Linked DNA regions of Homo sapiens: region 2 is linked to region 1. Evidence: chromatin contacts called from ENCODE Hi-C or POLR2A ChIA-PET data. All regions are on one chromosome and are shown on one strand. The core of a region is the stretch at or near the end of the contact, and the rest is flanking DNA. Distances in the headings are between cores, read along the strand shown.

What was found. Hi-C counts contacts between places; a loop is a spot of excess contacts on that map. ChIA-PET counts read pairs that join two places held with the same protein, here RNA polymerase II (POLR2A).
Region 2: a map of PC-9 shows a loop between it and region 1 (5-fold over the local background). The contact joins two enhancer-like sites. A Hi-C loop is called at or near these places in 3 of 168 maps with a recorded cell type or tissue (Caco-2, Calu3 and PC-9). POLR2A ChIA-PET finds 5 or more read pairs at or near these places in 4 of 52 experiments (GM12878, HEK293, HepG2 and 1 more).

The regions. Positions count from the first base shown.
Region 1 is chr5:143,593,677-143,596,770 of GRCh38, forward strand. The region is part of intron 3 of LOC105378209 (a long non-coding RNA gene); the gene reads left to right. Among named protein-coding and RNA genes, the nearest start is that of MIR5197, 85 kb to the right of the region's middle. RefSeq lists enhancers at 1,565-2,764, 2,528-2,822, 2,643-2,787 and a cis regulatory region at 2,709-2,722. Within about 2 kb of position 1,800, at least 9 of the 41 ENCODE cell types and tissues checked have a DNase peak (open chromatin) inside an H3K27ac peak, as active enhancers do; they include PC-9, where a contact is called at or near this core.
Region 2 is chr5:143,628,675-143,631,516 of GRCh38, forward strand. No RefSeq gene overlaps it. Among named protein-coding and RNA genes, the nearest start is that of MIR5197, 50 kb to the right of the region's middle. Within about 2 kb of position 1,302, at least 2 of the 41 ENCODE cell types and tissues checked have a DNase peak (open chromatin) inside an H3K27ac peak, as active enhancers do; they include PC-9, where a contact is called at or near this core.

The sequences.
Region 1 (3,094 bases), core at 550-3,049:
AAATAAAGGCTAATGTGGGTCATTCTCCTATCTTTCAGCACTAGTCATCCTTTATAGACAGTGGGGTACCAGGGAATGCCCAAGCAGACAACAAGGAAAGGGAGACAACCCAGCGCCTGACTTTTAAAGCGATCCTTTTTTTCTCAGGCCTTGGTGAAGTTATAGGCACCACCTGCCTTGGGAAACAGTGAAACTTTTACTGCAGTTCAACAGTATCGCACTTGTTGAAGCATGCAAATTTGAGAAGAATGAGGTTGTAGGGGCAGGTGGATGGAGGGGGTAGTTGAAAATAGTTTTTGTAAAAGGAGAAAAAGAACGGAGCCGGAATGTCTGTTCCCTTTAGGGGAGCCAACACACCTGCAGCACCTGATACAAGCGTGAACATATACAATAAACATGGCTCAGTGCTTGGTGGACACAGAACTGTGTGAGCTCTAGAGAACCTTGTGGGATTTACATTGTGACAGTTTGTTAAACGCTGGAGGCTGTAATAGCAGATAAAGAACTGGAGCTATAAAATGATTGTTTCACTTCATCTGTTAGGTTAGGCAACATGTGGAGGTCATTGTTTCAAACAATTGAACAAAATTTCAAAGTTTTGTCTTTGTTCATTAAAGAAAATGTATATGACAAATCAAAGGTGTGTTTTATGGATTGTAGATTTAGGGTGATATTAAGAGACTTTTAATTTGGAGAATTGGTTCTTTGCAAAATAAGAAGGACTGGATATAATACAACCAGCTGGATATGGTGCAGGTGTGCTTGATTCATCTTCAATGGGCGTCAGCAAAGTAGTGGCTAAGACCTTGAACTTGGAGTCAAGATGGGCCACCCTTTATTTGCTGTGAATGTTGGCAAAGCTATGTCTCATTTTCTTCATCCATGAGTTGAGAATAATAATGGTAACTCTTCCATGGTTCTGAGGATTAATTAACACAGGTAATATATGTGGTGCCTAGCACATGGTAAGTACATGTTATTAATATCCATTTCTAAGGCTCCTTGGTGACAGTTTCGACCATCCTAGATATTTTAGTGAAGCTACTGTATGTATATGGATATTTGTCTCTCTGGTTGATTTTTCTAACGTTGGTTAAAAATGTATCCAGAAGAAGAAATAAAAATAACAATCATCCTCCAGTTTTAAAAGCAGATGAGTTCTTGAGAAGAGGGCAAATGAGTCTGTATATGGAGCACAGGCCCAGCCACTTTTACATTTTATTTGTTTATTTTAAAAAAGACCACATTTCGCTTTGTTGCCCAGGCTGGAGTGCAGTGGTGCAATCACAGCTGACTGTAATCTTGAACTCCTGGGATCAAGCAGTCCTCTCACCTTGGCCTCCTGAATTATTGGGATTACAGGCATGAGCCAACATGTCTGGCTGACCCAGCTACTTTAGAGATCAATAGTGATCTCCCATCTGCTCCCCCACAGGCATAACCAACAATCTCATGCTGAGAACTGATGCTTCTCTCTGCCTTTGCACATTGTAAACATGGTGCATTTGCTGCATTTTCCTATGATCTTCTGCTAAACTCAGGCCTTTTATTTACAGACAAACGGTGCGACTTTTACACAGGCATCATGGGAGTAAGCCCAAGATATTTTCTCACACTTGATTCCAGGCATGTGGGGTTTGGTTTCTTGATCAAATATCTGTGTTTGCTCTGTTTACAAGTATCTGATGAGCAAAACCAACAGAGGTGCTCCAGACAGGCTGGCTGTGCTGATCCCTTGGAAAAGAATTAAACAAAACCCAGTCTTTGTGTGAGTACTGTCCTAGCGTGCTGACTGATCTATTTGCTGATTAAATTCTTAACCTGTACCTATTTGATGCTTACGTCAGTTTTGCGTCTTTGAACCCTAATTTTGCAGTGCTTTAGTGACCAATTTATTTTTTTCAGTAAACTGCATAAATGACTCATCAGCAGGAAATGTGAATAAATAGTCAACTTAACTGAAAATACAAATAAACATATCTTTCTTTTGTGAGGAGGATTTGCTTAAAGGGGAAAAAAACCTTGGGAGGATGGACTATAGTTCCTAAGAGGGCATAATCTTCTGCTTTTTCTGTGGGATTCTAGCCCCCTTTTCTGGGCAGGGATGGCATGAGCCCAGCTACTAAGGAGATATCTGTCCACATGACATTTATTAGTTTAGAAGTGGTAGCCTCTTCATCAGGAATTTAAGTAATTTTTAAAGAGTTACCTGATGAGTGCATACATGTATGTGTACGTGCATGTGTACGCGTGTGTGTGTGTGTGTGTGTGTGTGTGTGTGTGTTTTCTGGAATCCCTGTAAGTCATCTTTCTGGTCACTCATGTAGCCAGTGCTATGACCTCATATAATTGGAACTCTAATTCTACTGCCTACTAAACAGTCAATAATATTGAGCACTATTAAACATCTCATGAAAGAATAGCATTAGAATTAGCACCCAGATGGCATCATAACCATATGGGCACAATAATGTGGATATAAAGACATTTTCTTGATTACCATATCCACAGGACCTTTGATTCTGGAATTCTACATGGGATTCCTAATTTCCATGTAAATAGTTTTGTTAGCATGGCAATCACAGGCAGTCATTACAAGAACCTGTCTTGTATCTCTTAACTGAGATGAAAGAGAGGCAAAACGGAGGTGGTGATGAAAGCATTGCATAAAGAGTGACTTTCCATATTTCATGTCTGGATTAAATCCAAGTTTCAAAGTTCAGGAGGCCCCCTGAGCATGCTGGATACTTTCACTGATGACTCATGAGAGGTGTACATATTTTTCTCCCTTTGTTCAAGCGTGGTGACCAACTCCCTCTGCCCTCCCATTCTTATCTCCTTGTAAGTGCCCTAGGTGAGTATTTCCCCATCCTTCCCATCCTGTGATATGCCTGGGAACTTGCTGAGACACCACACTAGAAGAAAGGGTGAATCTCCCAGGGACTTTCACGCCATTATGACTTTTTCTATTTTTGTATGGAAAATATGAACCTCTAATGTTCTGATACTGGAAATCCAGAAGCTGGGCAAGTAACAGGTAAAATTCAAGGCAACATAGTATCCAGCCACAATGAAACTGAAAGAATATGGATAG
Region 2 (2,842 bases), core at 52-2,551, 34 kb after region 1:
TACATTGAATGTCTCTTTCTACGGCCATTAGTCAATTCATATTTTTACCATATTATTTGCCGCTTTTAATTCTGAGTCTATTTCTGGTTGATTTGTAGGCTACTTGAATATCAAGGAAATGATATATTTTTTCTGTCATATGTGTAACAAACATGGCTCTCAATATCTCCAATCCTCAAGTGTGAAATGACTTTGTTTATGGTTGTGTGTATGTGTACGTGTGCTATAGAGAAGTTTTGTTTCTAAACCAGAAGCATATTTTTACATACTCTAATTTATGAATGTTTTTCTTTATGACTTTTGGTTTTACACATATTGTCTCTCCTCCCATGCAGTAAATGAAAAAAAAAGTTTTTATCTTTTCTTTGGTTACTTTGATGGCTTTTGTGTTTGATCCATTTGAAATTTGTCTTGGTGTAAGAAGAGAGATACGATAATCCTAAGATTTCTTATTGGTGGTTTTAATAATACAGCAGTGGGAAATAAAGCTAATGCTATATGACTTAAAAAGTTCTTTGTTTTTTCTTTGTGCATTTGTTTTAAGATTTCAAAAGTAGAGAATGACACAGGATTCCACAAGTTGGTTTCCCAATTCCTGACTACCTTTACATAGAAGCCAGAAGAAATCTACTCTAATTAGCTCCTCTTGCATCTAAATCTTCTCTCAGTGAGAGAGAAGAGCTAGGAAGGACTTAAAGTAAACAGCTAAAGGGAAGTCCTTAACTTTCTCTGTCTTTTTTTCTCAGGAGTAAATGTATTTTGGGCATTGAACAAAGAACAACGTTGATACATCCTTCATCTTTAGGAACTTGTAATCTTAAGCAGACAGTACTAACATAGGTTGCGATTTCTGGGCTGAAAATTTTAGAAGCAGCTGTGCATTAAATTTTATTTTATTTGCTTGAAGTAGTTCCTCAAAAAGTCTACTCTTTCAACTAGATTTGTATTTAACTTAAAGCTAGGCTTCACTTAAAATTACCTCTTTTACCTTGCTGTGCAGGCACAGATAGAAATGCAATTTCACTAGTTCTGCAGGTAATCAACCATTATCTACAAGATGATACTCCCATGGACTGTGCACACCTCAGCTCCTCTACCTACAAAGCACACCTGCTGAAAGACTTCCAATCCAGCACATGTAGGCACTTCATAAACATTTGTTGAATGCGACCATTTAAAAAATAAGTCTGATTCTCTTTTGAAAAAGGGGGAGAAGGAAGCATAACTTCCAGCTCTGTGTGTCAAAGGAACTTTTAAGAAATTCTATTAGCTAAATCAATAGTGGTGACTTCCTGTCAGAGCAGGAGGTAAGAGACATTTCCCAGCAGTGACAACATATTTGGTTTGGTCAGATTTTTTTCTACAGTGTCACAATGAAGTAATCCGTAAACAATGCATCACATTTCCACCTCAACCGGAACAATATTCGAGCTCTCAGGTGTTAGAAAAAGCCTCTGTCAGTGACAAGTTAATCAGTTTAAGATAGTTCAAAAGTGTCCTTCGAGTGCTTAGTTTCTTCAAGTGCTTTAAAGTGCTTTAGAAACAAGTTACAGTTGGTGGAAAGTGGTTTCCTTTTTCTCCTTAATCCTTAGCCATCAACTGTGAAACTCAAGGCCTCAACAGGCCATTTGTTTTAAGATCGTGATTTCAGATTTTAGTTTTTAAACCAAATTCTATATTTCTATGATCGTCTATGTTAGGTCACTTCTTTTCATGCCTCTTCTAAAAAAACATGAACGTGGGGCTCTCAGACAGGCTGTGCTCTCGTGAATGGTCCTGCCAAGCCTGGACCATGTGGTATGTGATCTCATTCTTATTCATGTTTTGTGATCCTCGCTCACTATCAAAGTCAAAATTCCTGGTGCTATACATTCTGGCTCATTTCTTATCTTCTTATGAAAGAAATAGAGCATATATATATTTGCTTCCTCAAGTCTCCTGGACATTTCAACTCTTTTCAAAGAACAGCTACTATAGTGTGAGTTTTATGCAGGAAATGCCTAGTGGATGTGCTCCGCATCTTTGATCATCATGTCTTCCTCAATTTACTGTGGGAAGAGGCATGTTTATTTCCACATTTTCTGCTTATTTCTTACTCGACCTGCACTAAAATTAATGTGGTCTCCCCAGTCCAGTTTTGACCTTTCTATATGCATTTAGGAGGGAAAATACCTAACCAATCCAAAGTATTAGCAATTAGTTATAAGCAAGCCTGCTTTATTTGGGGGAGATTTTGAGATTTGTGAGAATATTTCACATAAGATTTTTTTTTAAAAAAACATGCCTTAAGTGAATCTGTTGCATGAAATGTTTAACCAAATCATCTTTCATTGTTCACAACCCTCTAGTAGCTTCCCTTTGTACTTAGAACTTAATTAAAACTTTGTGCCAATGGCTCCCAAGTCCTTACACGATCGGGTTTATTTTTCTAACAACTTTGAGGAAACACTGACATAGAATAACCTGCACATATTTCAAGTATACAAATATAATCAGTTTTGACATGTATTTCTACCCATGGAACCATCGACACAATCAAGATAATGAGTTAAAAAAATCAATTTCTCCCTTAAATTTTGTTACGTTGCTTTTTAATGCATGTCTCACTTCACCTCCATCCCCAAGCAACCAATGATTTGCTTTTTGTCCCTATATATTAGATTGCATTTTCTAGAATTTTATATAAGTACTTGTACTCTTTTTTGCCTGCCTTCTTTGACTCAGTGTGGTTTTGAAATTCATCCATGTTGTTGCATGTATTGATTATTTATTCCTTTTTACTTTTTATTAACTTATCATTAATATGGATATAATGCGAATATACCACACTTTGTTTATCCGT